Linked DNA regions of Homo sapiens: region 2 is linked to region 1. A link is a contact called in ENCODE Hi-C or POLR2A ChIA-PET data. All regions are on one chromosome and are shown on one strand. Each heading gives the region's core, a stretch centred on a gene start or an enhancer-like site at or near the end of the contact. The rest is flanking DNA. Distances are from core to core; before and after follow the strand shown. Region 1 overlaps SH3TC1 (SH3 domain and tetratricopeptide repeats 1). Region 2 overlaps ACOX3 (acyl-CoA oxidase 3, pristanoyl).

The links. A loop is a pair of places that touch in the nucleus more often than their neighbours do. ChIA-PET counts read pairs that join two places held with the same protein, here RNA polymerase II (POLR2A). Pooled maps may share reads with other maps.
Region 2: a loop to region 1 is called in a pooled map, with 5 times the contacts of the local background. The contact joins two enhancer-like sites. A Hi-C loop is called at or near these places in 6 of 168 maps with a recorded cell type or tissue (endothelial cell of hepatic sinusoid, left lung, ovary and 2 more) and 8 of 50 pooled maps. POLR2A ChIA-PET finds 5 or more read pairs at or near these places in 5 of 52 experiments (H1, K562, MCF 10A and 2 more).

The regions. Positions count from the first base shown.
Region 1 is chr4:8,227,466-8,229,965 of GRCh38, reverse strand. SH3TC1 (SH3 domain and tetratricopeptide repeats 1) reads right to left here. Exons shown (of 18, transcript NM_018986.5): 12 at 1,322-2,500. Among named protein-coding and RNA genes, the nearest start is that of SH3TC1, 29 kb to the right of the region's middle. RefSeq lists a silencer at 514-573 and enhancers at 331-1,001, 1,094-1,353, 2,343-2,500. Within about 2 kb of position 1,250, at least 22 of the 41 ENCODE cell types and tissues checked have a DNase peak (open chromatin) inside an H3K27ac peak, as active enhancers do; they include right lobe of liver, where a contact is called at or near this core.
Region 2 is chr4:8,417,794-8,422,024 of GRCh38, reverse strand. All of the region lies in intron 1 of ACOX3 (acyl-CoA oxidase 3, pristanoyl), which reads left to right. Among named protein-coding and RNA genes, the nearest start is that of ACOX3, 21 kb to the left of the region's middle. RefSeq lists an enhancer at 2,481-2,530. Within about 2 kb of position 2,409, at least 6 of the 41 ENCODE cell types and tissues checked have a DNase peak (open chromatin) inside an H3K27ac peak, as active enhancers do; they include right lobe of liver, where a contact is called at or near this core.

The sequences.
Region 1 (2,500 bases), core at 1-2,500:
CTCGTCCCCTGGCCCCCGGTCTCCTCGACTGTTCAACGCGGGGTGGGGAGACAGGGAAGCATGATCCTCGTTCCCTGGCCTGCGTTTCCAAGTCTGAATCCCCCAGCACCCCGGGGAGGGCCTCGTAGGAGGTGCCACAGGCTATTGTGCCAGGACCCACCGGAGGCTGCTGTGGGGGCTGGGGTGCCGGGTTTCTGGAGGGTCTCCTTGCAGTCAGAGAATGGCCCTGGGGAAGAAGCCTGGGTCTGAACCCCCCCACTCCTCCTTGGGCAGATGGCTCCCCAGTGCCCTTAGGGAAAAGGCCAAGCCACAGCCTGAGGCCCCAGGCCCTGCTTAGCTCTCCAGCAGAGCTTCTCACCATCCAGCACCCAACCAACCCACGCCCAACTCTGCACCTCCCTGCATAGGCCCTGCTCACTCACCCCCACTTACACCCCACTCATCCCCGCTCACCCGCTCACACCCCCGCTCACTCACCCCCTGCTCACCCCCATCACACCCCCACTCACTCACCCCCTGCTCACTCACCCCCATCACACCCCCACTCACTCACCCCTACTCGCTCACCCCTGGGCCTTCACACAGGCTACACCACCAGCCCCTCACCCACCACGTATTACTTGACTAAATCTTCTCAACCCTCTGGCCCCAGACTAAAGAGGCTTCCCTAACCCGGGGCCAAGAGCTGCCCCGCCATCACACCACTCACCCTTTTGTGGCTTCTCTGGCCTGAAGCTCACTTTCCCATGCTCAGCCCCTGCCACCCAAGGACCCCACAAGCCCCATTTGTGGGTGGGACGTGGCACACTCTGCACAACGAGCTGCTTTTGCATAAACTTTTCTGCGGCTTTGGGTAACCACCCGCCCCTGCGTCCTCTGTGAAGTGGGATGACAGGTGCACAGGGCTGCCGAGATGTCAAGCAGATAACATGGGCACAAGCACCGGCGTTCAGGGCCTGGCTCATGGAGGGGCCCCAAGTCCCAGCTCAGCGGAGCCTGCCTCGCTTCCAGGGTTATGTCTAGGGTGACCCACCGCCCGTTGCCCAGACTTCAGGGATTCCCAGCATGCAGGACTTTCAGTGCTCAAGGCAGGATGGTCCCTGGGCAAACCGGGAGGAGCTGGCTCCCCCAGTAGGGCAGAGAGGGCCTGGCCCTGCGTGGGAACTGCCTGTCTCCAGGGCGCTTGCCAACATCTGCTGTTTGCCATGACTCAGCACTTTCGATGGTGGAAAAACCACCGCTTGTGTCTGAATCACAAACCCCAGGTGTGCCCTGACCCGAGTGGCCCCGGAAGGCACACAGAAGGAACTGGGGCACTCACTCTCCACGTGGCCCATCTCCACGGCGACCAGAAGGGCCCACTCGTAGTAGCCCTTGCCCTGCTGGGCCGGGCCCTGGCGGGTGCAGAGATGGCCCAGCTGCAGGAGCACGTGGGTGAAGTCCCGGCCACACTCCCCAAGGGGCAGCCTCGAGAACAGCCGCACGGCCTCCAGGAGGTAGTGCTGGGCCAGCCTGCTGGCACCCGCATGCAGGCACAGGGCCCCGAAGTTGGCCAGCCCCACTGCCTGGTTCCTTTGCTGGCCCAGGTCCCGAGCCACCCGCAGGGCGCGGTAGTAGCTCTCAGCTGCCTGCCTCGTCCGGCCCGTCCTCTTCAGAGCCACGGCCACCATGTTGGCAATCACGCCCTCCTGGTCCTCGCTGGCCACCACTGCATCCCGGACAGACTGCAGGATGTCCAGGGCCACCGGGCTCTGCCCATGAAGCACGTGCAGCCAGGCCAGGGCCACCAGGTGGTCCACGATGGCACGGACTCCGGCAATAGCACTGGCTTCCACTGCCTGCGTCATGAAGGTGATGGCCGGGCCGTGGCAGCCATGGTGGCTGTACAGCTGGGCCAAGCTGGTGTAGAGGGGGCCGCGCAGCGCCTGGCCTGTGCCCGGGGTCAGGGAGGCCAGCGCTTGCCTGAGGTAGTGGGAAGTTTGGGCAGGGAGGCTGTGGGGCTGGGGGGCGTTCTGGAGCACCAGGTTCACACTCCTCAGCGAGCCGGCCAGCGAGCCCCGTGTCCGCAATGAGGCCACCTTGACACAGCTCAGCACCAGGTGGGGCAGGCACTTGCGGCTGTAGATGTCAGCCAGGAGTAGGTAGCAGTCTGAGAGCCACGCGGCCTCTGGGGCTCCCGAGTCCCTGTGCAAAAGCAGCAGCCGCTCTAGGAAGGGCAGGGCCTCCTCGGGCTGCTTGAGGTGCACGTGGTGCCTGGCCAGCAGGAAGCAGGCCCGGGCCTCGGCCTGCAGGCTCTGGCCACCCACCGCCCGCCGCAGCGCCAGCTGCAGGAGCTCCCCCTCCGCCTCGGTGCTGCAGATGTGGTCAGGCGTCCCCAGGAGCAGGGCCATGGCTTTGGGCACCACCTGTGCACACTTCTCCCGGTTCTTCTGCTTCCGGTAAATGCTGGCCAGGTTGGCGTACACAGCCACCACTAGGAACAGGTCCCCGAAGCTGCCCT
Region 2 (4,231 bases), core at 1,160-3,659, 190 kb before region 1:
TCAATTCGCTTTCTTCCTGATCTATTCTGTTGTCGTAGACACAGTTCCAGTTGTTAAAGTACTGGGTCATCAATTCTAAGGCCCTGGCCAAGGAGTCTAGGCTTAGAGATTGTATTGCAGTGGGGGAGGTAAGCTGGGTAGAAATTGGGGGAGGAGAGCATCTTACACAATGGGAGAGCAATCCTCCTAGCCATTTACAAACTTGGGGCCCTGGCAAGGGTGGTAGGTCCCACATAACTTCCCATGTCGAGAGCTGTATATCTAAATTGGGAGGGACACCAGGGACAAGACTCCCTGGGTTCATACCCTAGGTGCTTAAGGACACAGCGTAGAGCTTCCTTAGATCCCTTTGGAGATACAACTTGCTCTAATACTTGGGAGAGGAAGTGAGTCTGAAGCATTAGTACCTAGGAGGCAGGGATCAGAGGAAGTAGATTCAGAGGTAAGGAGAATTTTGGGGCTACACTTTCAAGAAAGTCATGGTTAGGACCCAGGAGGTATGGGCCAGAAGGAGAGATAGGGGTGCACGCATGGGCAACTGTTGAGTAGAGACTTCTGGCTGCGCCATGATCTTGACCGGCCAATGCCGGGAATTTGGGACGACAGCTTTCTGCCTCTAGTCAGCCCTCTGCTTCCCCAAGAAAACTGTAAAAGTGGAAGCTGGTTCCAGGCAGACCAATGCTCCCAACCCAAAAGGGTTGGGGATTGTTAGAAAGCCTTTTCCCAGAAAGCCTCACACCTGAGTCTTAAGTCCGGTGGCCACATTAATCATTTTTAACCAGCCAACAGGTGCCCAGTATTTTCCTCCAATTCTAAGGAAGGGTAGGACAGAATAGCAAGTGAAAGTGGTTCAATATTACTCACCGCTTTGGAGAATCCCCATACGAGCCCAGCAAATGTTACCGATGAGTGTTTGCTCCCAGAGCTCCCAAGATGGTGGTGGGCCGCTTCCAAAATGGCAGCAAACCTCTTGCTCTCTGACCTGGGGTTCTTGGCCTCACGGATTCCAAGGAATGGAACCTTGGGCCATGCGGTGAGTGTTATAGCTCTATTAGAAGCCGTGGGTCATGGAAGAGAACTGTGGAACCCAGGGACTAGTGTTCAGCTCAATTAGGACGAACCCAGGCACTTAGCCATGCAGGAACAATGGTGAGCCTCTAGCCCGATTGGGAGCAGCAATGGGTGCCTCACTGGATCAGAAGCTCAGTGGACACCCTGCTGGATCCGGAGGGGTGGAAGTCAGTGGTGGGTCTGCGATGGCGATGATCAGCAGTGGTGGACAGCAAGTGATAGCTCAGCTCGAGCTGGAACAAACATGGACCAGAAGAGTGTGCAGTTGCAAGATTTAATAGAGTGAAAACAGAGCTCCCATTCAACGGGGGGGTACCCAAAGGGCGTTGCCTGATCTGGCTCGAATGCCTGGGTTTATATCCTGATCATTGTGCCTCCCCCTGTGCTCTCAGGGGATAGGTGATTTAATTATTTCTTTACCTCCTGTTTTTAGCCTAATTGGTATTTTAGTGAGCTCTCTTTACTACCTGATTGGTCTGGTGTGAGCTGAGTTACAAGCCCCATGTTTAAAGGTGGGTGTGGTCACCTTCCCCAGCTAGGCTTAGGAATTCTTAGTCAGCCTTGGAAATCCAGCTAGTCCTGTCTCTCAGCATCACTGTATTATCACCCCCAAGGTGCACAGATCTTAGGAAGGTCACCCAGCTAGAAAGCTGTAACATTGAGATTTGAACCCAGACAGTCTGGCTTCACAATCCTTATCTCTAACAGTTGTACCATAATGCAGTAAGGTTGGTGACTTCAAGTGGCATGGGCCCATAGGTACTTGTTAGGATCTGGGGATTTGGAGCCAGCTGTGCTTGATAATAGTTGTATGACCATGGTCAATGTCTCTAAGAAGCTCCAGTTTCCTCACCTGGAAAAGGAGACTACTGATAGTACTTGGGCTTGGTGGGCACAGTTGAGGTCTATGTAGCTGCTTAACACAGTCACCTGCACACAGCACCAGCTCAGTAACTGGAGGTTGTTATGAGGGTTTTATCAGGCTGGAGAGAAATGAGAAGATTCCGTAAGGTGTTAGAGATGCACTGTGGACTTGGTAATGTACTGAGGTTATGGCGCATGGAGAGGGGAATTCCAACATGACACTGGGGTTTGTAATTCCAGTAATCCTTGGGTGACTGGCAGTGTGGAACTGGGGTGCAGGAGGCGAAGCTGGGTCAGGGCTGAGAGGCTGAATTCAGTGTTGAACACTCAGTATGGGCATCTCCAGAACATGAGAGGTGGGGAATTGCCGTTGACTGCCAAATGAGCTCACGAGTCTGGAGGTGTGAATCGGGGAGCCTTGCACACATTGAGGACGTGATGTTTTCGGTTCTCTTGCGTACATACCTCAGAGTGGAATTGCTGAGTCATGTGGTCACTCCATGTTTAATCACTTGTGGAACTGCCACACTGTTCTCCAGAATGGCTGGGTCACTTTACATTTTCACTGGAAGGGCATGAGAGTCTGATTTCTCCACATCCTCTCAATACTTGTGATTATTTTTCTGTTTCTTTTTTCTTTTTTTCTTTTTTTTTTTGAGACAGAGTTTCACTCTGTCACCCAGGCTGGAGTGCAGTGGCGCAATCTAGGCTACTGCAATCTCTGCCTCCCGGGTTTAAGTAATTCTCTGCCTCAGCCTCCCAAGTAGCTGGGACTATAGGCACCTGCCACCATGCCCGGCTAATTTTTTTGTATTTTTAGTAGAGATGAGGTTTCACCATGTTGGCCAGGCTGGTCTTGAATTCCTGACCTCATGATCCACCTGTCTGGGCCTCCCAAAGTGCTGGGATTACAGGCATGAGCCACTGCGCCTGGCCTATTTATCTGGTTCTTTAAGAGATAAGGTCTTGCTGTATCACCCAGGCTGGTCTCAAACTCCTGGGCTCAAGCTGTCCTCCTGCCTTAGCCTCCCCAGAGTAGCTGGGACCACAGGCACGTGCCACTATAGCCGGCATTTAGTATTTTAGTATCTTTTTGCTCATTGCCATCCTAGTGGATGTGAAGTGGTCTCTCATTGGGTTTTTGGTTTGCATTTTCCTGGTGGCTAATGATGTTGACCATATTTTTCTGTGTTTTTGTTGTTGTTGTTGTTTGTTTGTTTTGTTTTCTTTGAGACCGAGTTTCATTCTTGTTGCCCAGGCTAGAGTGCAATGGCACAATCTCAGCTCACTGCAGCCTCTGCCTCCCGGTTCAACCGATTCTCCTGCCTCAGCCTCCTGAGCATCTGGGATTACAAGCATGCGCCACCATGCCCAGCTAATTTTTGTATTTTCAGTAGCGATGGGGTTTCACCGTGTTGGCCAGGCTGGTCTCAAACTCCTGACCTCAGGTGATCCGCCCGTCTCGGCCTCCCAAAGGGATTACAGGTGTGAGCGTGCCTGGCCTTTCCTGTATTTTTTGGCCATTTGTCTGTCTTTGGAGAAATGTCTATTTGAACCCTTTGCCCATTTTTTAATTGGTTTTTTGTCATTTTATTATTGAGTCTTAAGAATTTTTTTTTTTTTTTTTTTTTGAGATGGAGTCTCGCTCTGTCACCCAGGCTGGAATGCAGTGGTGCAATCTTGGTTCACTGCAACTTCTGTCTCCCAGGTTCAAGCGATTCTCCTGCCTCAGCCTCCTGAGTAGCTGGGATTACAGCCATGTGCCACCATGCCTGGCACATATAATCTTTTTTATATGTTGCTGGATTCAGTTTATAAAATTTCATTCAGGATTTTTGCATCTGTATTACAAGAGATGTTTATTTCTAGTTCTCTTGTGATGTCTTTGTCTGGTTTTGGTGTCAAAGTAATACTGGCCTCATAGAATGAGTTGGGAAGTATTATCTTCTCTTCTGTTTTTGGGAAGAGCTTGAATAATTGATCTTCTTTAAATGTTTGGCAGAATTCACAATGGAACCCCTGGTTTTTCTTCGTGGACAGTTTATTGATTGCTAATTCAATCTCTTCAGTCATTATAGATCTGTTCAGATTTTCAGTTTTTCATAAGGCAGTTTTGTTAGCTGTGTCTTCCCAGGAATATGACCACTTCATATCATTTGTTGGCATACCATGGTTCACAATATTCCCTTATAATCCTTTTTATTTCTTTAGGGTCAGTGGTGATGTCCCGTCTTTGATTCCTGATGAGGAATTTGTGTTTTCTCCTTTTTATTTGGCCAGTCTAGCTGAAAGTTTG